Linked DNA regions of Homo sapiens: regions 1 and 2 are each linked to region 3. Evidence: chromatin loops called from intact Hi-C (ENCODE). Cell type or tissue: IMR-90. All regions are shown on one strand. Links, peaks and the distances in the headings refer to the core of each region. The heading gives the core; the rest is flanking DNA.

Region 1 (7,557 bases), core at 2,405-6,404, 320 kb before region 3:
TTTTTAATGGATGCTACCTTTGTAGCTCCCCTAATTCTGAAAAGATTTTGTTTAATCTTTTTAGCAACTCTAATTAATTATTATCATCTTCATATACATTTGTTAATTCAACAGATATTCAACAGATATAGCTATTATAGTATAAGAAATTAAAACAAAGTGATGCGAAAGACCAATCTCAGGGGAGTGGAGATCTTTGGTCAGGATATGAAGGGAAGGGCTCTCTTTCTAGATGATGGGTTTCCAGGTACAAAGAGATGTGAAGATGTGAAGATTGTTCCAGGGCAAGCTCCGAGGTGGGCAAAGTGACTGGTGATGGTGGGGAGAGGGACAGGAGGGAGGTTGATGAGGTTAGCAGGGGCTAGGTTATGTAAAGCCATGTGGGTTGCTGTGGGGAATTGAGATGAGAAAACAGAGACATTGAAAGGCATTAAGTCTCGTTTCCAAGGCCACACTGCTAACCGGGAGTGGTGGCAGGTGTCTGTAATCCCAGTTACTTGGGAGGCTGAGGCAGGAGAATTGCTTGAACCCAGGAGGTAGAGGTTGCAGTGAGCCGAGATCGCGCCACTACACTCCAGCCTGGGTGACAAGAGCAGAACTCTATCTCAAAACAAAACAAAACAAACAGAAAAGAACTGAAGCACAGCTAAGCCGGATAAGAATTTATCTCTATCTCTAAGTGTATCTCTCTGTCTTATGTGTATTTCCTGTATCTCAGTTTCTACATCTGTGTATTATCTATCTATCTATCTATCTATCTATCTATCTATCTATCTATCTATCATCTGTCTATCTTTCTATCTCTCTATTATCTATCAGCTACTATGTGCCAGGAATTGTAGGCTGAGGAGATGTGACAATAAACACAATTGCCAGAGTTCCTACTCTCATGGATTTTTAATAAGTGCAATAAAGCAAACTAAAATAGGGAAAAGGGATGTAAAGCAAACTAAAATAGGGAAAAGGGATGTAGAGTAAAAGGGTGCTTTTGTGGATAAGATGCTTTAAACAGAGAATATCTTTGAGTGGAGGCAGGAATCAAGTGTGGAGGCAGACATGCGCTCTGTGTCTGCAGCTAAGATAGCTTTGTAATTAGCATTTTCTAAATACAGGAAAACATGATTGTCTTTATTGGGTAGCGTGAAACATGCCATGACTATCTTGAGGTGTGTGTGTGGGGTGTGTGTGTGTGTGTTGATCAAATCCTTTCCCAGACCAGAAAGAGCAAGAAAAGGTCAGCCTAAGTTGTATAAACAAAGAGGATTTGGAGGCTTCAGGTTAATAAAGTTTTGTGGGGTTTAGAGAGCCATGGAGGCGGTGTTCATAAAAATAGAGAACCCAACCAGACAGAAGTTTGTGTGTGTTTGAGACATGAGTCTTTGGTGTCTACACACCAAAAATCAGTTATACCTGGAGAAATAATTATGACATTTTCAACAGAAAAGTATTTAGGCATGGTTAAGATCTGACCCCCACAAAAGATTGAGGAAAAATTGATGAGTTCAGCAACAGCCAATAAAAAGTCATGGGAAGACTGAATGTTGGAGTTTAGTTACCTTTGGGTCTGAGAAACTGCATTATATTCCCATAAAAGACTGAAGATTAAGCCATATTCCTCTCTCTGTGCATTATATTCCTTCTTTTTTCTTTTTTCCCTAACAGAATTTTAGTTGCTTGAAAAGAATTAACATAGAGCAGAATTTTGAATATGGCTAGGATTAGCTATTGTAGCATAAGGTAAGTGGAAAAGAACCCCTTGTCATGTTGAGTTTTTGGAATGTCTAGACATGAATAAAAATTAAAAGGTATCATTGATTGTTTCTGTTTTAATGAGTATAAAGTGAATTGGGCAATTCACAGGCTAACTCCAACCATTTTGGGCTTCCTGATGACTAGGGCCAAGATATTTCAAAGAGTACTAGGTGATTTATTGGGTCTTATGCAATTATTATTCCAAGAAGAGAGATGTCGTGTCCTTGGCTTATGGGTCTGGAACCTACTCATGCATCTGTCTATCCAGGCTTCTGTCCATGCATCCAAGAGGCTTTTATGGAGCTCTGTGAATGTCACAAAGATGAATCAGGCATGCCCTCTGTTCCCAAAAAGCTCACAGCACAGCCACAGATGAGGAAATAGAGAATTATGTTTTTTAAAGTAGGGTAAGTGTAGGATGGTGGCAAGGGTTAGATGTTTTGGGATTGGGGGTAATGATCCCAAATTGGATTAGAGCACCTGGTAACAGTTTCTCAGAAACGCTGATGATTATGTTCATCCTAGAGAAGAATGTGTGGAGGTTGTGCAGGCACAGAAGGAAGAAAGAGGTTTTCCAGGAAGAGGGAATTGTACAAGCCTGGGCAGAGGCACAAAGGGGTGGAAGAGCAAGATTCACTCAGGGAATTGCAGTAAATTGGCACGACTGGAGTCCAGACTACATGTTTGGTCAGGCAGTGGGGTAGGTATAGAAAAGGAAAGAATGGCCAAGAGTGAGAGACTCAGAGTATTTGGGATAGAGTTATGAGAGGCCTGGGGGACACTATAATGAACTTGGATTTGATGCTAGTAGCTCTGAGGAACCATGTATGTAATTTAAATTGAAGGTGTCTCACTAAGATGATGGAAGTTCCATTGGGCTCCTATGGGGTGAGTAGAATTCTATGGCAATTTTTTGCAATAATTATGGCACAAGAGTGAGGCCAAGAGTAAATGATCTGGAGTGTGAGAAGCCACTTAATTCTTTGTATGTTGGTCCTTAAGGTGTAAGCATCCCTTTCATGGACCTTTTGTAGGTCCAATGAATGACCTCAACATGAAACCTTGCAGATAATTTTGAAAGAAAAGGAAAAAAAACTCTTCAATCATGAAAAGGTCTCCATTATATTTCCAAGCTATGTGAAAATTTTTATTATATATCAATTACTTTGGAAACATGGCCATTGCATGACACTGTTTCTCATTCATGAAGGGAACACTTCTGTTTTGAATCCCCAGCGGTGCCTGGTGTAGTGCCTGAGACAGAGAAGAAGCTTAGTAAATGTTCAAGGTATTGGTTTGCTAATGATCCAAACCAAGCTGTGTTTGGGCCCATTTGAACATTTACCGAACCATGTTGTTAAATATAAGGAATGTCAGTAATAACCACAAAAGTAAGTCAGTAAAGACAATAGAGCAATGTCTTAGTAGTTATCATCTACTGAAGATCTGCTCTTAGCTAGGCATGGTCGCAGGCTCTTTATGCCTCATTTCACTAAATCCTTACCATCCCCACACTGTGTCTGTTTTATTATCCCCCTTTACAGTTGGGAACACTGAGGTTAACTGTGTTTACTCAACAATCTCAGGGTCACACAGATGCAGAGTAGAAAAGCAGGATGTGATCCTAGGACTAAAGGCAGACAAAGTCTATGCCTTTTCTCTCCTATTGCAGTTTCCACATATCAGCAGGTACTTCCTGTGAAAGAGGAAGCACATTTGTTCTCCTGGCTCCAGAGAAGAGAAAGCAGACTGGCAGCTCTCCCATGAGGGAAAGAGGAGAACTTTGACAGGAATTTACGACCACCAGGGAGAACAGAACTAACTTTTCTGTAAGGCTGTGGCCACCTACCCCTGAAGATGAGATGCTGATGTAGAAAATGGACAGCCATCTCTTAGAGGATCTGCAAAATAATTTCTATTCTGGTTAGAAAAATTAAATACATTCACTTTATCTTTATGATCTTGAGATATTCCTTGGATAGTAACAACAGCTCCTGACATCTGGAGACTATTTCATTTTAGACAAAACATTTGCATGGAGAATCTAATATGATCCCATGTGACATTCTTTTTGGGACAAGGTAGCTGTTGCTCAGAGAAGCAGCAGGAATTGTCCAAGGACACACAGGGTGAATGAAAGACTTGGCAGTGGGACCTGGGTCCAATAATTTCAAGACCAGTGCTCCTTCACCTATGCATGTTGTCTACTGGAGTGAAGCAAAAATATGGGTCTATAGGGCAGTATTATGCAGAATGAGTAGTTTCTTTCCATTATTAGCATAAGCCATACTCTGAAGCTATTTCTGAGACAGTCATCCTTTTCTATGTGGGTCAATGTTCCTGCAGCATGGACTTCCTTCTGGGAACAAAGCATCCTTTAGGATCTTCCTTAATCATCCTCATCAGTGTAATATGTTGCTTCCTGTCCAACTGTGCCCCATTTCCATAGGCAATTTATCTGTATCCATAGAGACACCAGAGATCTGCTTCTTACTTCAAATGTTTCATATCTAGGTTATTCTTCCTGACATGTGAGTCCAGGGCACAAGTCTAAAGCTCCCACTTACACAGCCCAGAGGGACTGAGCCCTGCTTTCCACAGTCAGGTCAGGAGCACACTGACTCCTGACTGTGGAAAATTTGTCTGTGTGCTAAGTGTAAACAGATGTCCCCAGCTGCCGGATCCTTTGGCCATATGAAACCAATCACCAACTCTACACAAACATGCATCATCAGGCTAAAATCTGAAGGTGCAATGAACTCACCCTGCTTCCCATAGGACAGTGGGTGAGTAGAGGCTGTGGGGAGTTTGGTCAGAGCAGTCCATCTAAGGGCAAAATTTGTGTGGTTTAATGAGATGAAAGTGGTGAAGCGGGGCCAAAGGAAGTGCAGCTCAGAGTTAGGATAGATACTGGTTCAATATCATCTGGACACTTTCAACCCTGTACACATGGGGGCACTAAGGTTTGGGGGTAGAAGTGACTTCCTCATGATCTCATAGCACTCTAGTGATTCCCTCAGGGTTTAATCACAGATCAGAATGCCCAGGCCAGTACTCATTCCATTATGTAAGGCTGCCTATGACACTGGCTTTCCCTTGAGCTTCTTCATGTGGAGTCCTTGCATCTCTTATGTTTTAAATCCTGGCAGTTTTGGATTGACTTTTCTAAGCCATGTGAACTTTCCTAAAGGATAAAAATGATGATGCCATTGATTGTGGGTTAATATTAGGTTAGCCTAGATGTTCTATGTACTTAATTGCATTAATAGCCCTAACGTACCATGAAGTAGGTCTTCTATTTTAAAGAAGAAGAAGCTGATACTCAGAAATGGAAAGAGGGTTGCCTAAGGACACAGCTTTTAGATGGCACAGCCTGAATTCACATCAAGACAAGTTCCAAAGACATAGTTTAAAGAATCAACGAAGTTATACTGAGGCATCTGATTGACAATATAAGATGGCTGCATGATTAATATTATTTATTCACTTAAAAGAATTTATTGAGCATTTATTATGTGTCTGGCAGTATATGTGGTTTCAAAGTTGAGCATGACATTATTCTATTAAGAAAACAGTGTAGTGGTGGAGTTGGAAATACAAACAAACCCCTCATTTATGTTGAAGCAATTGTTAAATGGATGATTGATCAGGTATAATTGGAATAGAGTAAAAGGAGTGCATCAGTTTGTCTAAAGGGTAAGAGATGGTTTGTCAGAAGAGGTGACACTTTTCTATCAAATAGGTGAGGATGGAATTCAAAGCAGAAGTTGACAGTCTGTTTAGAGAAGTGAAAACAGAACAAATTATGGAATTGTGGAATACTTAGGGAAATACAGGTCATTAGGTATTGTTAATTTGTTAAAATATAAGCAGGGAAGCTAAAAAGATGATATTAAATATACAGGTTACAAGGACCTTATAGGTTTTACTAAGGGAGTTAGAATTGTTCTCTGAGGGCAATTGGAAACCATGGATTGGTTTTAAACAAAAAACGCATGATGGACGTATTGTTTAGGATTGGATTTGATTGTTAGTAATGTGAAACTCTAAATTAATACTGGCCTAAAAACAGTAGGAGTTTGTTTTTCATCTAAAAGTCTGGCGTTACATAGTCGAGGATTAATATGATGGCTGTTTAGGAATTCAATATTTTTTCAACCATCCCCGTATGTGACCTTCAGACTCACATTCTAAACCTATAATCAGGGCAACAAGGTGGAAACAATGGTAAATAAGAAGAGAGTTACACAGAGGTACCAGTGTTCTTTTAAGGAAGGTCCTCAGAAGCTTGCACAAGACACTTCTGCTTTTATCTTATACATCAGAACTTAGTTACATGTCTACACTCAGCTGCATTAAAGGTTGGGAAATACAGTCTTTGCTCTGGATGGTCAAGAGCCCATATAAAAAATCAGGCTTTGTGGTTTTCTGCTAGAACTGAAGGATGGATATTGAGGCAAGTTATCAGTAAGTATTTTCATATTAAAGAGATCACTTTAATAACTCTGTGGAAGATGGACAAAGATATAGGGAAGACACTGAAGATATGAGACTGAGGCTGGTGATAACCATGAGGCTGGGGAATGCTTTCCCTTTCAAATGACCTAGGCTTTGCCCAATTAAGGAAATTACTGTCTTAGAGTTACTTCTTTTCTATTGAGTCAGAGGTAGATATATGTCTCCTTCAGCAAATGAGTCATACCCAAGGTTGGGTAAACTTGTTTAGATATGCAGAGTGAACCACGATATGAACCTGGTTTGGACTGTATCCTTCACAGACTTAAAACTCTGCTCATCATTCTTGTGTCCTCAAATAGCCAGATCAGATTTTTTATTCTGATTTTCTATAGAGCTAAGATAGGTAAGAGGAAGTTTCTATCCATTTCATTCTGGTTAGCTGAGTTAACATGTTTTGTCTGTTAAATATTCATGGAATTAGGATAAGAACATGAGTTTTAGAACCAAGAAAAATGGGAATGAAAAACTCAGCTCTGGTACTAATCCCAGGTTGTCTGGTTTGTGAGTTAGTCCTGATCATCACCACACCATATGGCATCCTCTGGCTCTTGGTTTACTTTTCCCTCTTCCTTAAGCTGTTCATTTTCAAGTAACATGGGGAAAGTCACACCAGTCTTACTGAGTATCCCTAAAAAATGGAGGCAGAAGAATGGACTTGATGATAGAAAAATTTATTCTTGGGCACTAAGCGTGCTCAGCTGGCTATGTCTACCTCCATACCTCCCCTTTAATATTTTTCTCCTGGCCCAACAAGTATGTCCAGGGCCCTATAAAGGAAATAATCCAGCATATGTCTAATGTTGGCTCACCCAGTCCTCATCAGCTTTGAGCCATCTCACTTTGCTTCTAATATTCCTAAAGCCCCTCTTCTTCAGAGTCCCTACTCCTCTATTTTACTCAGTTTCTCTTGATTCTATATCATGGCTTCATTCTTCTCTACAGTGTTTCTAGGAATACGAAAGAGTAGGGATGTTGTCTGAAAACTCCAAGGTTGAGATATAACATACTGTTTAATAACAGAGATGCTGAAATCAAACTGGTATGAATTTACATCTTTCCCTTACTACTATTAATTCTGGACCTTAAGTAAGTTGTGTACCTTTTTCAAGTTTCCTCATCTGTAAGAAGGAGGACAATAATAATTCCTATCTTGTATGTTATTGTCAGAATTTAATGAGTTAACAAATATATGTAATATATATGTTTTATATATATATACACATTTTGGTTTAGTGTTTGGCATATAGTTAAGTACAAAATAAATATTAGCTATTGATATTAATTTTG
Region 2 (7,557 bases), core at 2,405-6,404, 410 kb before region 3:
TGACTTCAGAAGGCAATATAGCACAGCAGAAAGAACAGTGGGGTATTAGTTAGAAAGCTTGGGTCAAAGCCAGCTCTGCCCCTCAATTACGGAAAGACCTCAGATGAGTCACCTAACTTCCTTGAGTGTCGATTTCTTTAAAATTGAGCTAGTAATTTATAATTTGTAGTGTCTGAGTGAGAATGAGATGAGAAACCATTGGCAAACCCTCCTATTACATATGTGACACTATTAACTTTGTGTTTGTGTGTTTTACCATCACAAAAGGACATATATTTCGAGCCAACTAAATGTTTGCAACCTACTTTTTACGTTTCAAACTGAAGTGGCTTCAGCATGAAGGGGGCTGCGCTTTGGTCCAGTGGATATGTTTTCTTGTAAGAAAGCACAGCTAGGTGTCTATAGAAATCTAGAGAGAGAGGAGAGAATATGTGCTCTTAATTTATTGTTAGCATTAGAAAGGGTAGGATTAAGGGGGATATGTTTTTCATTCTGTCAGCTTGAATTCTCTTTCCAAATTCCATTCTGGTTATATGATCAGGCTACTGCTGTATTTATGGGTGGCCACAGTCTGCCTGGAGGGGCATATTTAGTCAGAAAGGAAGTGTTTTCCTTCTAAAGGCAGGCAAGAAGCAGAGAAGCATTCAGAAGGAACACGGCAGAATGTACCTCTGACTTGGTGATCACGGGGACCTGGGTGTGAAACCTGGCTGTATCACTCTGAGTTCTAGGACCTTGGTAAAGTTATTCAGTCTCCCTGTTCTTGAAGCCATCTCTTTGTCCAACAAATATAGTCCATACCTCAGAGACATGCTGTGGATGATCCCACAAAAGCCTACAGTTTAGAGAGTAGGCTCATCATATATTTTGGCTATCATTGTCATTAGAATTAATTAAAATAGCCTTTGTTAAGTCTTTTATTTCTCATTCATATTCCTGTCTATTACACTATTTGTGGACTTGCTCTTACTTCTGCTACAGATGGTGACTCAGAGGGGCAAAAATCCTTGTTGAAGGGCAGAATGGCAACCAGAATGCACACAGCCTGGTTTCATGATTTGTAAATGTGCTTTTTGTCATTGAAGATTCTGTGGCAATGTCCCAGAGGCTAAGAGCAAAGGTGTAAGTTTTAGACCTTGTGACCCCACTTCAACCAAAGCAGCCCTGCATTTACCTGTCATATACTGGGGGTTTGCCCTAAATTCATGTAATGAATATTTTCATCATTAAAAATAAGTTTAAAAATCATGATCTTAGAATATTAATCTTGGACAAGTCCTTGTAAAATGATAAACAGAGAAACTAAGAAAAGTTTCCATTTATTGAACCCTTAATATGTGGAAGGTACTATGCCAAGTGTTTGCCATATATTACCTCATTTGAATGTTGCAAGAGCCCTGTGAGACATAGTTTGTCATCTCCATTATATGAATGACAAAGTTGAGGGCTGAAACGTTAGTCACTTCTTAGAGTGGGGAAGGAGGAGGTTAGTGTGGGATAAAATAGAGAAGCTAGGTTTTTAAAACAAAGCATAGAGGAAAAAAATATTTAATGACTGTAGAGCTTGGCAACATCCCTTTCAATCCTTGTCCAATTTACCCTGTTTGAGCAAACCAGAGAATACTCATATTGTGCACCTTTTTCTTCCCCACAAAGCAGTCACCTTCCTGAAATGCAAGGGCCAAAGCACGCTGACTTACATCTCCTGCAAATGACTTGTATGCGCACAAAGCCAGAAACTCTTCACTTGGTTGTCTAGGACTGAATAAATCTTCTTCAGTCCTGAATTGGGCTTGCCTGGCTGGGATGGATAGTAGTTTTCCTTTCTAAAACACATATGGGAAAGCTCTGTAAAAATGGGGGAAAAAGTCTACAAAAACATGAAAAAGAGGCATTCATTCTTCAAGTGGTGCTCCCTGTCCTGCCCTCCCTCCGGACAGAAAGCTTTTCCAAAGAGTTTCCAACAGCATCGTACTTCATAGCTGTCAGCTTTAGAATCTGCAGATGCCTAAACTCAAAACCTCCTGACATTCTGGAATCAAAATTTGACATTAACTTCCAGCCCCGGGCTACTACCTTTTCTCCAACCTGTGCCAACACAACCTCCTGCTTGTAAAATACAGCCAAGTCTCAGACCTGCCAGCCTAGTGAGACACCCTCAGATTGGGTGAGATAAAAAGCGGGGGCTGGGGGCGGGCTGAGGAACAACACACAAGAAACAATCCAAGACTGGCTCAATGCCTCTTTTAACTTCCAGAGTGATGGCAGTTTTTGGCAATGACAATGATTATCCAAACTTCCAGTTATTAAGCAGTCATTGCTGATCTTTCTATACCTCATTTTCTCCTCAAAACGACAGCAGACGCTATTGTCCCCATTTTAGAGATGTGAAAACTGAGGATTAAGGAAGTGATGTATCTTTCTCAGGGTCATATGTATGGTGGTGGGGAGAATACCAAACACCTCTGGCTTCAAACCTAAGCTCTTATTCCTCTTACAACACTGATGGGTGAGAAGAACCCCTGTGTTCTTTCCAAAGTACACCAGGGGCAGCAGGGTTCCCATACCTGGGGGATGTTGTTGCTCAGATCTTTCTGTGATGAGAGGTGAGGAGGAGGAGGTGATTCTAGAGACATGTGGGACGCTGCTGGCTCTAGGCACCCCAGTAAAGCTGTTCTCCACCACTCTCTAGCTGCCTGTCAGTTATTCATCTGGCCCAGGAGCCACCTCCTCTCTTCTGTCCCCCAGCTCTCATTTCCAGGGTGAATATTTTGAGGACCAAATGAGGGAATGGGTACAAAACTCTTTGTAAACTTTATGTAAGTGCTGTTTAGATATAAACTTTTATATTCTCCCTGCACTCCTCTATCAAACTCCCTCTAACCCATCCCAGGGGCAGGCTATGAGCAAAGTCTGCCTTAAAACTCTACTGCCCTAACCCTCAAAATAAAAGATATATACAGGTGAATCAGCCAGACTAGAAGTAGGAGAGCAGTTGAAGAGAAAATTTTTACTTTTCCTCTGCAGAACAGCAGAAGATAACAACTTTACGAAAAGTTCCTTCCAAGTCTGACTATTCATAAAGTTAAAACAAACAAAATTACAAGACCAGAAAAGTCAAGGTGCATCTGATATAACCAATACACACTCCTTTTTTTTCCAGCGGTGGAAAAAAAAACCCCATATGTTTTGTAATTATAATATAAAATCACAACTCATTTGGTACCAGGAATGCAATCCTTACATCATAAGGATCTCTAGTGATGAGGGCAAAACAGACTTACCTTTCCGATGGGCGAGAGACCTAGGTCCTTGGAAGAAGTACCTGGAGTGTGGAGCTGCGGCGGTTCCCACGTGCGCGTTCCCCCGAGTTCCCCAGCAGCGCTGCCTTTGTGCCCACGGAGGCGGGGGCGTGTATCTGCGCGCGGGAGAGGCGGGTGACAGTAGGCAGGCTGTGGCCGGTGCAGCCAACTTTGGCTGGCTTATATAGCGAGCTCCTTCCTCTGTAATGGGACGCCTCGCCTCCAGACATCCTTTCCCACTTTTTCAGTTGGCGAATTAAAGGAACAGCCCTCCCAGCGGAACAGGGTTAGCTCATGAAAGACGCACTCACTCCTGGCTCTCGGCCAGGGAAGGAACCCATTTGCATACAATTTATGGCGAAAGTAGGAATTCCCGCCTGCCCGCCCCCGACCCCGAGTAGCTGTTAGTGAAATGTGATTTTTGCTTTGCTCCCCACACGGGTTTTCTAATTGTGAGACGGATGCCTGGGGAGCAAGAGGGAGTAGGATCCGCAGCCCTGGCTCCCCTCTTGTACTTGGTCAAGCTGGAAATGGGACCAGGGCTCGCCTGGGCTCTGGGCAGCAGCTGCTCAGTGGCACCTCGGAGCGAGTACAGGGACTGAGCCCAGTTCCTGGAAAGAGGAGATAAAGCCCTTCAAAAGCCTGGGGGGTTTCAGGTTTCTCTGGGCCAGCGGAGAGATAACCCAGGATTAGGTCTCAGCAGGTGGGGATCGTGCGGGACGCTCACATCAGCCCTGCTTTTCTTGTGTGGGAGCCAGCCTTGCCCAGCTGCTGGGAGGCATCTTTGTTCCAGCCCCAGTGTCCTGCAGGGCAGTAGCTTTTTGACATTGTTCATGCCCTGTGCCTGGTGTGGTCTTCTCAGCTGGGTCTCCAGGGGGAAGGATTTCTGAGGTTTTCTCTTAGTGCTGAAAGGCGTCCCCCACAGCCCTTTCTTTAAAGAAAAGCAATAATTTAAAAAGGTAACAACCTAATCCTTGAGCCATAAGCTGCGCCTTTGCTTTCCAGCCTGCCGTGGATTTCCTCCAAGCTCTGAGTCATCCGTTCGTTTGGTGGTTAGCATGCATTGAGTATCCTCAGGGCATACAGGGGCATTTAAGGGAGTGGAGAAGTAGCACTTCACCCGTGCCTAGAGACTTCTGAGCCTGCCGCAGAGCATAGTAGTTTGTGACAGTGAAGTAAAATGAAGCATTAAATGTAATTCAAAACGCAACTACCATTGAGCCCTCCCTTATTAAGTCTATAATCAGGTGCTGTGCAGGGTACTTTATGAACACTATTTTTGTTCACTATTTTTATTATATCCTTGTAACCAGTAAGTAGGATAGACACAAGTGTCTCTTTTTTACACAAGAAAACTGACGTTTAGAGAAGTAATGAAACTTTACCAAGGGAATACACCTGGGAAGTGTTTATATTACAACACTGGGCTCCAGAGATCTATTACACGTTACTGTTTAGGAATAGGGTATGATGATATTTAAACAATGTTTTATGCTGTATTAGATTGTTAACACCATTTGTGTAGAAATCACAGCCATATTTGAATATGGAAAATATATTTATTTGCTCCATAAAGCTAATTAGGAGAGATCTTTGATTTTTAAAAATTAACTACTAATAATGGAGGTCTCAATTATCCACTTATTTTCAATATTAAATGATATCATCCCCACAGTTATTATTGTTGCTGTGGGCCTCAGTTTCCCCATCTGAAAAAAAAAGCAAGACACGATTAGGTCATCCTACGGTTGCTTTGGCTGTAGTATTTTAGGATTCTCTGCTAAAGTGACCCTCCCAGACAGCAAGAAAGCCCATAAATAGTCATGTCATAAAACCGCTCATTTGAACTTTTGATCCATTTTGGCTGATTCAAATGTTGGTTGTTTGGGAAGTTTTAAATTCTGTGCTTTAGCCAAAGGATATTTCAGTAGCATGAAGCTGTGTCTCAACCAGCAGTGAGTGGTTCCTACTGAGTTAATCTCTTGGGTTAGGGATTAAAATATTAGAATAGTGTACAATATATGTCATATGGTATATAAACTATATTTGTATAGAACATATAATCAATATATTTATAATTCTATGTGAGTTTTTAAATAAGACAAGAGCGCATGCTAGAAAACTAGATAGATATGGCTTTTTCGGGGAATGTCTCAAACTCGAACTCCTCTCCCCAGTTCTTTAGGATTCTACAATCGTTGATTAGTGTCTACCACAAGTGGTATGGTCAATCACAGGGAAACTAAGCCAAATATGACCAGGCTGGCCCTCAAAGCAGGAAAAGGCTAGCAGAGGTGACAAACAAGAATACTATTATGGGTTAAGTTAACAACTATCATATAAGTGTATTCTGATAACATAGAGAAGAGATGATTTATGCATTTTTAGGAGAGGCTACTTGTAAAAGGCATTTTCTCCAAAAAGCTATGTGGCATCTTAAGCTTTTTGGCATTTGAGTAAGGAGTGCCCAGACGAGGACGTGTTTTCCATCCCTGTACTGTTCGCAGCCTCTGTTTCTGGTAGATGGGTCCATATGCACCAGGTACTCTACAATACCCAAACTTTGTTCATGCTAGGATGATGCCCTAGGCTCCTCACCTCCATGCCCTCACATCTATTTATCATCCATTTCTGATCTGACTTCACTATGGAGCTTCCTAAATGGAAGAAATCCATCTAGGAAGAGATGTTTCTATGCACTATGGCATTTGTAACTCTATTAGGACATCCATTGCATCTACATGGTATAATTACACATGTGCATGTCTAGATTTTCCTCCTAGATGCTAGGCTTCCTGAGGCTGGTGATCACACTTGCTTTTTCTGTACCTGGCATAGAGCCTTGGGTATCATAGAAGCTCAGTAAATGTTTATAGAATGAATGAAGTAATGGAGGAACAAATAAATGTTTGACATGTTGTGCTTTATAATTAAATTCTTCCTTTTACAACCATAGAACCTGAAAAGGAAACTGGATTATTGTGTCCAATGCTTCCATCGCACAGATCAGAAAGTGGGGTGCTGAGAGGAAGAATGACTTGTCTGAAGCCACTATGCCTGCTTTCCAGGAAGAAAACTGTCACAATCAGAACTGAGCAACCAAGCCACACTAGACATTACAGCAGAGGAAGTTTATGGAAATGAAGAACCATTTTTCCTCCTGTTTGGCAGAGGCCATACCTCTTGGCATCTAATCCCTCATGGTTGCATCCTTCTGAGAAGCATAAGCACTTTTTTCCACTTGAGAGGGTAGAATGAATGCATGTAAACACCACCCCTGCACAGAGCTTCCTGCCAAAGACTGATTTTGTTGTTGCTTGTTTGCAGTTCTTATTCAGGAGTTGCTGGTGGAGGCTGTGGTTTAGAGACCAGAGGAATGTCATGGTTTGCCTCAGGTGAGATCATTCTCATTTCTTTAAAGGTCTGTTAAATGTAATACTTTTTCTTCCAGACAGAACAGACAATGAGTGGAATTTTGGCCAGGACTAGTGCTGAGGAAGCTGAGTGTCCACTTCCCCATGGAATCCCCTGCTTCCTACTCTGATTACATACTCCTTCACTGTTCCCAACCTTCCTCCTCCTCTTCCCGGGATTCATCTCATCTGGTGTGCTAACTCCAGTCCAAAAGTCTCATGTGACTCCATAATTACCAGAAATCTTTTCCAAAGCCGGGATGGATCTCTGATCCCACACAGTGGGCCAGTCATTTAATTAAATGCATTTTGTTAGAGTCAAGGTTTCCCAACTTGCTTGCAGATCATTGTTGAGTGGTCTTTTCCAACTCTTCTTGCTTTTCCTTCGACAACAAAGGACAAAATCAAGTTCAAAGACCATATGGAGTGTGTGGCAAGACATATGAGAGCTTCTCTGATGGATGGACTATGGCAATTTAGCTGCGCCATCAACCAAGAAGTCATGCCTGGTCAGCACAGCAGAGTGGAGAGCATTGGTTGAGTGTCTAAGTCTTGATGCTGCATCAACTCGCTGTGTGACTTTGGGAAAATCGCTTTCCCCGCTGACACACAGGGTCCTGGTTAGCAAGTGGGGAATTCCCAGGGATTATAGCAACTCAAAACTCTCAAGTAAAATCTTTAAAGAAATAATTTAGAAGTCTCCAAGCCTTTGCACATTCACTTCCCTAGGAAGAACCCTGTCTTATTGCCATGACAAATTCCTTTATTATTTTTTTCAAGAGTTCCTTCATAGTGCTTCTTCTAACAAAGTTTTATGACCCTCACATCCAGAGAGAAGGGCC
Region 3 (7,557 bases), core at 1,354-5,353:
GAAGGTGCTGGTGCAAGTTAGGTTTCTGACCTCTCCAACAGGCATCTTGTGCCCTGATCCTCATCACCCATCAATCAAAGAACAGCCCTGCCTATCCTACTTCGTAGTTATGAAGACTGCTACGGTTTTGCTGTGCCCCACCCAAGTCTCATCTTGAATTGTAGTTACCATAATACCCACGTGTCATGGTGGGGGGCCTCGTGGCAAGTGATTAGATTACAGGGCAGTCCCCCCATGCTGTTCTCATGATACTCAGTGAATTCTCATGAGATCTGATGGTTTTATAAGGGGCTTTCCTTCATTTCATCTGCACTTCTCTTTCCTGCTGCTGTGTGAAGAAGGACGTGTTTGCTTCTCCTTCCACCATGATTGTAAGTTTCCTGAGGCCTCCCCAGCCATGTGGAACTGTGAGTCAATTAAACCTCTTTCCTTTATAAATTAGCCAGTCTTGGGTATGTCTTCATAGCAGCATGAGAATGGACTAATACAAAGACCAAATGAACAGTGACTGGGAAAGGACTATGTACTTATTTATCTCCTCTCTCCTTTTAGGTCTCTAGCTTGAGATAGAGATATCACTCTATGGCCCACAAACTAGGAGGTTTTATTCTTCAGAAGCCAAGAGATTCTTTCTCTAACAGAGTTTCCCATGGCCTGGAAGATAACCTATGACTCTCTAACCCAGTAAGCATGGCTGCTGGCCTCTTCTCTGTTCATTCTACTCATGAACCCGATGCTCTGGTCATGTGGAATTCCAAATTTGATATGCTAAAAATGAAGAAACAAAACGAAATGATTCCTTGTATATTCTGTAAGTTGATTCCCCACATCCCCACACAGATACAAGGCAAATGCAAAACACTCAGCTAAGAATTCAGCCATCTCTGCCTTGCACATGTTTCCATTGCCCAGATTTCCTCTTTTGATGGTTGTCCGGAGTTCACCTGTTCTCAGCCCTCCCTCTTCTGGGAAGCCTTTTCTGATTTTGGTGCAGCCATCAGTGAGATCTCTTTTCTTTGTACCCACAGCAATCTACAATTCCAATATTGCTTTAACCTCTACAAACAACCCCTTGAACTCAGAGTGAAAATAGAGTCACATTTGTTGGATGTTTCCAGTTGATCTCTCAGGTCCCCAGATGCTTCATGACTGCATACATCACTCCATCCTATGACTTCATTATTGTACAGTGTTAAATTTTTGGAGTACTCTCTCAACAGAAAAAAAAAACTGTTAAAAATGAACAAGCAGAACAACCATCGCAACAACAATAAACACAACATGAGCTTATGAAATCCCCAACCTCTAAGATAAAGCAAGAGGAGGGGTGTCAGATAAGAGCATTTCTCTCATTGCTTTCAGCTGCCAAATCTGTCCCTTTAGAAACTGCTAATCTCTGCTCTGACAGGCCATACGGCTCATCTTGCCACAAGACCTCACTTGTCCAATTGTCATGCCACCTGCCGTGGTTCTTCAAGGGAGAACATGCTTATATATTCTTAGCTGAGCCAGGCAAAGAGGTCCCCAATGTGGAGTTCTCTATTTGAAAATCCTCATACTCAGCTCTCTCAGGTATGTAGCCAAGTTATCTGCTAGACCCAAGAATTCTGGTCAAGGAAGTGACTACGTCTGCTATATCACCAGCCTAGAATCCCTGTGCCCTTTCCTTCCTGGGAATTGACTTAAGGGGGCAGGCAGATTTTTCATGCACAAAGGATCAGACTGCCCTTCCCTTATATAATGGGGTGACAGTCTCATCCTTCCAAGAGATGTGTCCTTAGTTCCTCAGTTTTCTTTTATGGAACTCTAACCTCAGTGACAAAAGAGTGATTTATCTTTCCAGTAGAGGCTCATCATGGGATTTCAAAATATCTACATGTATGTTCAGATTTGCAAAGTACCCTATTCTCTTTTTCCCCAGTTCTAGGAGAGACTGCTCTTGATGAATCAAAAATGGTTTCCTGGCATGTGTCTTGTTGAGAACAGAAGGAAAAACAAAATTTAATCACTGGCATATATCCCACCACAATCAATTTCACGATTCTATAATGCAATTGCACCATTTCTTGCTAATATGTGCTATTAGACAGCAGATTTGTTGAGAGTGGGAATTACATCTTACCTATAACCATTAAGGCATTACACCTTAATTCTATCCATGCACAGTTTCTAAGCTAGAACCTGCTGCGGAGTTGCACTCTAGTGATTTATTTATTATTTCACTAAAGAAAGAAGACTGAATGAGTGCATGGATCTCCTCCTAGAGTCCTTTCTGGGCACCATGTTCAAAATGAAAAAGGTCTTTTATCTGTGGTCACCAAAATTATATTTCTGAAAAAGATGCTGAAGTTTGTCTTTGATAAGCTCTCTTACATGTAATTACCTATGTTCCTGGCTATCTTTTATAAAGCAGCAATAAACTCAAGATTGTCTAATAACAATACCAGTGGAAGTACTATGTGCAAAGACCCCTTGGGAATCCCAGGATGGAAACACCTTCCATTAAAAAAGGTAACAGTCTCTTCCTTGGCAATACAGGATAATGGTGATATCAGAATATTTCAGAACGTATGTGCCTACTTATCAACAGGTATCAGTGTGAAGACACTGTGTACAGGTTCTGGCTCTAGCTCTGCTGCCAACCTACTAAGCTAGCTTTGATAAGTCTTTGTCCATCTCTGGGGCTCAGTTTCATTTTCTCCAAAAAGCAGTGGAAGGAATGTATTATCTCCGTGATCACTTGGAAAACCACATCCCTGCTTATTAATCTCCTGGAAGCTCCTATGGATTACGTACCTAAAATCAGACATGCTGGTCTAGCTCACAGGCCCTTTCCCTCAACACTGACCCTCATCTGACTGGTGGGCCAGCCAAGACTTAATATTTACCATTATGTTGTGTCCAAAGAGAACTGCTGTGATCTGGTAGTGGGGATTTGGAGTTTTCAAAATCCTGAACAGTGGCTCTTTACTGCTCCCTGGTGGTATAAGTGGGCTTCTGATGATGTCCAAAGAAAACGTTTTCTCTCTGAGATGTAGACTCCGCTCTTATCTTTTGGAAGGCTTAATGAGCCAAATATGTAACATGCCAGCACAATGCCTGCTACCAAGTAGCTGCTGAATAATGCATATTTATTTGTCCCTTCCAAAGGAAATTGGCTACAGATAGTTATGTTTTGAAGATTCTTTAAAAATATTACCATTATAGAGTAGGAATTTAGAGCATACAATAATAATGATAATGATAATAAATAATAATAGCAGTAAATCATGGGTATTTATTATATAACACCAAAAAAACTAAAAGTAATCAAGCAAAAGAGGGGTATACAAACTCTGAAAAAAATGAAAATTTATGTATTTGCTCATTCTTTTATTTATAATTTGTGAAGATGATAGGAATAAGGGGAGTCTAACACTTATTAGAGTCTATATTTTTCCATGTTTTCCATGTTGATATTTAACACCTAGAAAAATCTAATCATGCAGAAGTGAATAGCCTCATTCTACATAGGAGGGAACTGCGGCTCAGGGAGACAAATAGCGTGCTGAACGTTCCAAGAGCAATGTGTGGCCAGCATCTATAATTTAATCCAAGTATGCCTTGCCCCAGACCTTTGCTGTTTCTAACATATCATCCAGCTTTCTGGGGGCTTTAAAATCACTTCATCGTCTACCCCTTGAAAAGACGGAGAAACAATGACTCAGAGAGAGATGCTCTTTCTCCAGTGGTATGCTGGTAAATGTTTACCAACCAAGTCAGGGTGGTGGTGGGCAGGGACCAATCTATGGTATTTGCTGATTTCTCTGTTTAAAAAATACTCTCATCATGATCTATTTTATTGAATGTGGAGTTGGAAAGTAACGGGCTCTCGTGTGCTGGCAGCACATGACTGCTCCTAAATTTTACAGTGACAGCTTACAAATATTTATTGAGTATCAACATATTCCAGACTGATGTGAACAAGAACTCAAGTGTCTGGGCCAACTCCAGCTCCCTTCTGCTTTCTGGCTCTGGACAATAGAATCTGAGATGTCATTCTGCTACAACCTCACCAATTGGCCATTTTAGCCTCTGATTCTGCCCTTTTCCTATGACTCTGACTTCATGATATGAGAATATTTAGTATCAAGGTGAGGTGGCAAGACATTCATAGAGACTTAAATGAGTCACTGTCTGCCTATAGTAATGCCCCTTAGTATGGGAAAGAGATGCCCCTCTCATGGTGTGGTACCAATCAGCATCAGGATCTCTGCAATATGCTTATGCCAGTGGACTCTATGCTTCATGAAGGCAGAATATCTATCTTTTTATATACAGTTGCATTTCTAGAGCATAGAAAGATGGACTGATCCACTGTAGGTACATAATAAATAATTGTTGATGGCCAGGATATTAGAATTTCACTGTTTATATAAATTGCTTATTATTCTATGATTTTGGAAAGGACATTTAAAACCTCTGGAAGTCAGTTTCTCTATCATTGAAATGAAGAAAATACTAGCTACTATGAAAGTTTTTATAGGATTAAAATACTGTACATCAAGTTCTAGGTACATAGTAGAAAATAAACAAAGAAAATTATTCTTTTCCTTCTCCTCCTTCTCCTCCTCCTCCTCTTTCTCTTCCTCCTCCTTCTCCTTCTCTTCCTCTTCTTCCTCCTTCTCCTCTTCTTCTTTCCCACTACTTTTTGTTTTTATTATTATTGTCACTATTATTATTACTATTATTATTTAATTATTTTTTATTTTCAAGAATGCCATAATATAAACCAGGCTTATGAGACAGGTAGATTCTGATCACAACACCTTATATATATTTGGCAGACATATTTACATCATGCATCTCAGCCAATACTCATAACTTCCCTCTCTTAAATAGGTATCAGGTAGTTCATTTTATAGGTGAAGAATGAGGTCTGCACAATTAGTACCTCCTGGGATTTTTGCACAAACAAAAAGCTTCTCTGCTTGGATAACTCTTCTGTGGTGTGCTTTAAAGCTAAGCTTGTTTGTTCTACTATATTCAAAGGCTACTTCCTCTACCTGAGGCAGAGTTTGCTGTTTCTCTCTTTGTGCTCCTGTTGCATGGGATAACTTTATCTACCATTGTAGCTTTTACTTGTCATTTATTGTTCCTTTTATTAAAAGCCTATTTCTTGACAACCTCCTGGCTGTCAGAAATTTTGCTCAGGCTTTAGGAATGTAGTGAGTAGCAAAACAGATAAAACTTTCTGACCCAACAGAGCAAAGATGTCATGAGACATAGACGTTAATCAAATAGCCATAAATACACTCTATATGAAATAAACAGGCAGCTGGAATTGAGAGAGCGAAAGGTAGCTTGAGATTAGACTGAGTTTTTTAAGCAAGGGCAACATTATCCATAATTGTCCTACTAAGGATTTCAGGTTTTTATCCTAAGAATAATAGGAATCTTCAAAATAGTTTAAACAGAAGAGTGACTTGATCAGAATTTAATTTTAAAATACTACTGTCTTTCTTTTATAGAGAATACAGCTATTTTCCACACTACTTAAAGACACAGACCATGTTCAGTATTCCTGTAGCATCTAGCAAAATAGTTGGCATATAGTTGGCACCTAGGATTGTTGTTAAAATAGTAAATGAAATACAGCAATAGCTGAGATTTATATATATTTATAAATTATGTAATAATTTTTATTTATAAATCATGTAATAATTTTTATTATACTTTAAGTTTTAGGGTACATGTACACATTGTGCAGGTTAGTTACATATGTATACATGTGCCATGTTGGTGCGCTGCACCCACTAACTCGTCATCTAGCATTAGGTATATCTCCCAATGCTATCCTCCCCCCTCCCCCCACCCCACAACAGTCCCCAGAGTGTGATATTCCCCTTCCTGTGTCCATGGATCTCATTGTTCAATTCCCACCTATGAGTGAGAATATGCGGTGTTTGGTTTTTTGTTCTTGCGATAGTTTACTGAGAATGATGATTTCCAATTTCATCCATGTCCCTACAAAGGACATGAACTCATCATTTTTTATGGCTGCATAGTATTCCATGGTGTATATGTGCCACATTTTCTTAATCCAGTCTATCATTGTTGGACATTTGGGTTGGTTCCAAGTCTTTGCTATTGTGAATAATGCCACAATAAACATACGTGTGCATGTGTCTTTATAGCAGCATGATTTATAGTCCTTTGGGTATAGACCCAGTAATGGGATGGCTGGGTCAAATGGTATTTCTAGTTCTAGATCCCTGAGGAATCGCCACACTGACTTCCACAATGGTTGAACTAGTTTACAGTCCCACCAACAGTGTAAAAGTGTTCCTATTTCTCCACATCCTCTCCAGCACCTGTTGTTTCCTGACTTTTTAATGATTGCCATTCTAACTGGTGTGAGATGGTATCTCATTGTGGTTTTGATTTGCATTTCTCTGATGGCCAGTGATGATGAACATTTTTTCATGTGTTTTTTGGCTGCATAAATGTCTTCTTTTGAGAAGTGTGTGTTCATGTCCTTCGCCCACTTTTTGATGGAACCAAAAAAGAGCCCGCATCACCAAGTCAATCCTAAGCCAAAAGAACAAAGCTGGAGGCATCACACTACCTGACTTCAAACTATACCACAAGGCTACAGTAACCAAAACAGCATGGTACTGGTACCAAAACAGAGATATAGAACAATGGAACAGAACAGAGCCTTCAGAAATAACGCCGCATATCTACAACTATCTGATCTTTGACAAACCTGAGAAAAACAAGCAATGGGGAAAGGATTCCCTATTTAATAAATGGTGCTGGGAAAACTGGCTAGCCATATGGAGAAAGCTGAAACTGGATCCCTTCCTTACACCTTATACAAAAATCAATTCAAGATGGATTAAAGACTTAAACGTTAGACCTTAAACCATAAAAACCCTAGAAGAAAACCTAGGCATTACCATTCAGGACATAGGCATGGGCAAGGACTTCATGTCCAAAACACCAAAAGCAATGGCAAAAAGACAAAATTGACAAATGGGATCTAATTAAACTAAAGAGCTTCTGCACAGCAAAAGAAACTACCATCAGAGTGAACAGGCAACCTACAAAATGGGAGAAAATTTTCGCAACCTACTCATCTGACAAAGGGCTAATATCCAGAATCTACAATGAACTCAGACAAATTTACAAGTAATAATTTTTATATATAAATTATGTAATCATTTATATATAAATCATGTAATCATTTTTATATATAAATTATGTAATAATTTATCATCTTGTCAGTGATCTACTCAAGTAGCCACTGTTATGCCAGTTGAGAGTTGAGAAGACTAAAATCCTGAAGGATGGTGTTAATTGGTAGAGTTGGCAGGTGGTGAAGCCAGAATTCAAACTTGGCCTATGAGATTCCATCGTGGCTGCATTCTTTCCACAGAAGTATGCCCTGACCCATGCTACGTTTTGTGGCCTCTTATGGAGTCTGTGCAACAAGGTAGATTCTGAGAGAATAAAAGCTTTTGCCAATTACCCCTTCTCCCCCAGTTTCTTAGGCATTGGAGATCATTCTCATCT

The links. A loop is a pair of places that touch in the nucleus more often than their neighbours do. Peaks named below come from ENCODE experiments on the same cell type or tissue, not always from the same donor. Only the 100,000 strongest peaks of a DNase experiment are listed, where the experiment ranks them.
Region 1: a loop joins it to region 3, with 7 times the contacts of the local background. A loop is called at or near these places in 5 of 110 quality-filtered maps.
Region 2: it touches region 3 in a loop (4-fold over the local background); 8 of 110 quality-filtered maps call a loop at or near these places.

The regions. Positions count from the first base shown.
Region 1 is chr9:115,198,920-115,206,476 of GRCh38, forward strand. All of the region lies in intron 1 of DELEC1 (deleted in esophageal cancer 1), which reads left to right. Among named protein-coding and RNA genes, the nearest start is that of DELEC1, 61 kb to the left of the region's middle. In IMR-90, for the core only: a CTCF peak has its summit at 4,710 (motif pointing right); a DNase peak (open chromatin) is centred at 4,492; H3K27ac peaks cover 2,124 bases.
Region 2 is chr9:115,114,698-115,122,254 of GRCh38, forward strand. TNC (tenascin C) reads right to left here and starts at 3,460. Exons shown (of 28, transcript NM_002160.4): 1 at 3,285-3,460. It overlaps LOC124902255 (a long non-coding RNA gene), which reads left to right. Exons shown (of 3, transcript XR_007061746.1): 3 at 6,259-7,557. LOC101928748 (a long non-coding RNA gene) reads right to left here. Exons shown (of 6, transcript NR_110950.1): 6 at 4,842-5,011. RefSeq lists enhancers at 1-415, 3,739-4,558. In IMR-90, for the core only: no CTCF peak of the experiment used is centred there; DNase peaks (open chromatin) are centred at 3,574 and 4,344; H3K4me3 peaks cover 1,974 bases; H3K27ac peaks cover 2,042 bases.
Region 3 is chr9:115,521,685-115,529,241 of GRCh38, forward strand. No RefSeq gene overlaps it. Among named protein-coding and RNA genes, the nearest start is that of DELEC1, 380 kb to the left of the region's middle. In IMR-90, for the core only: a CTCF peak has its summit at 2,979 (motif pointing left); a DNase peak (open chromatin) is centred at 2,967.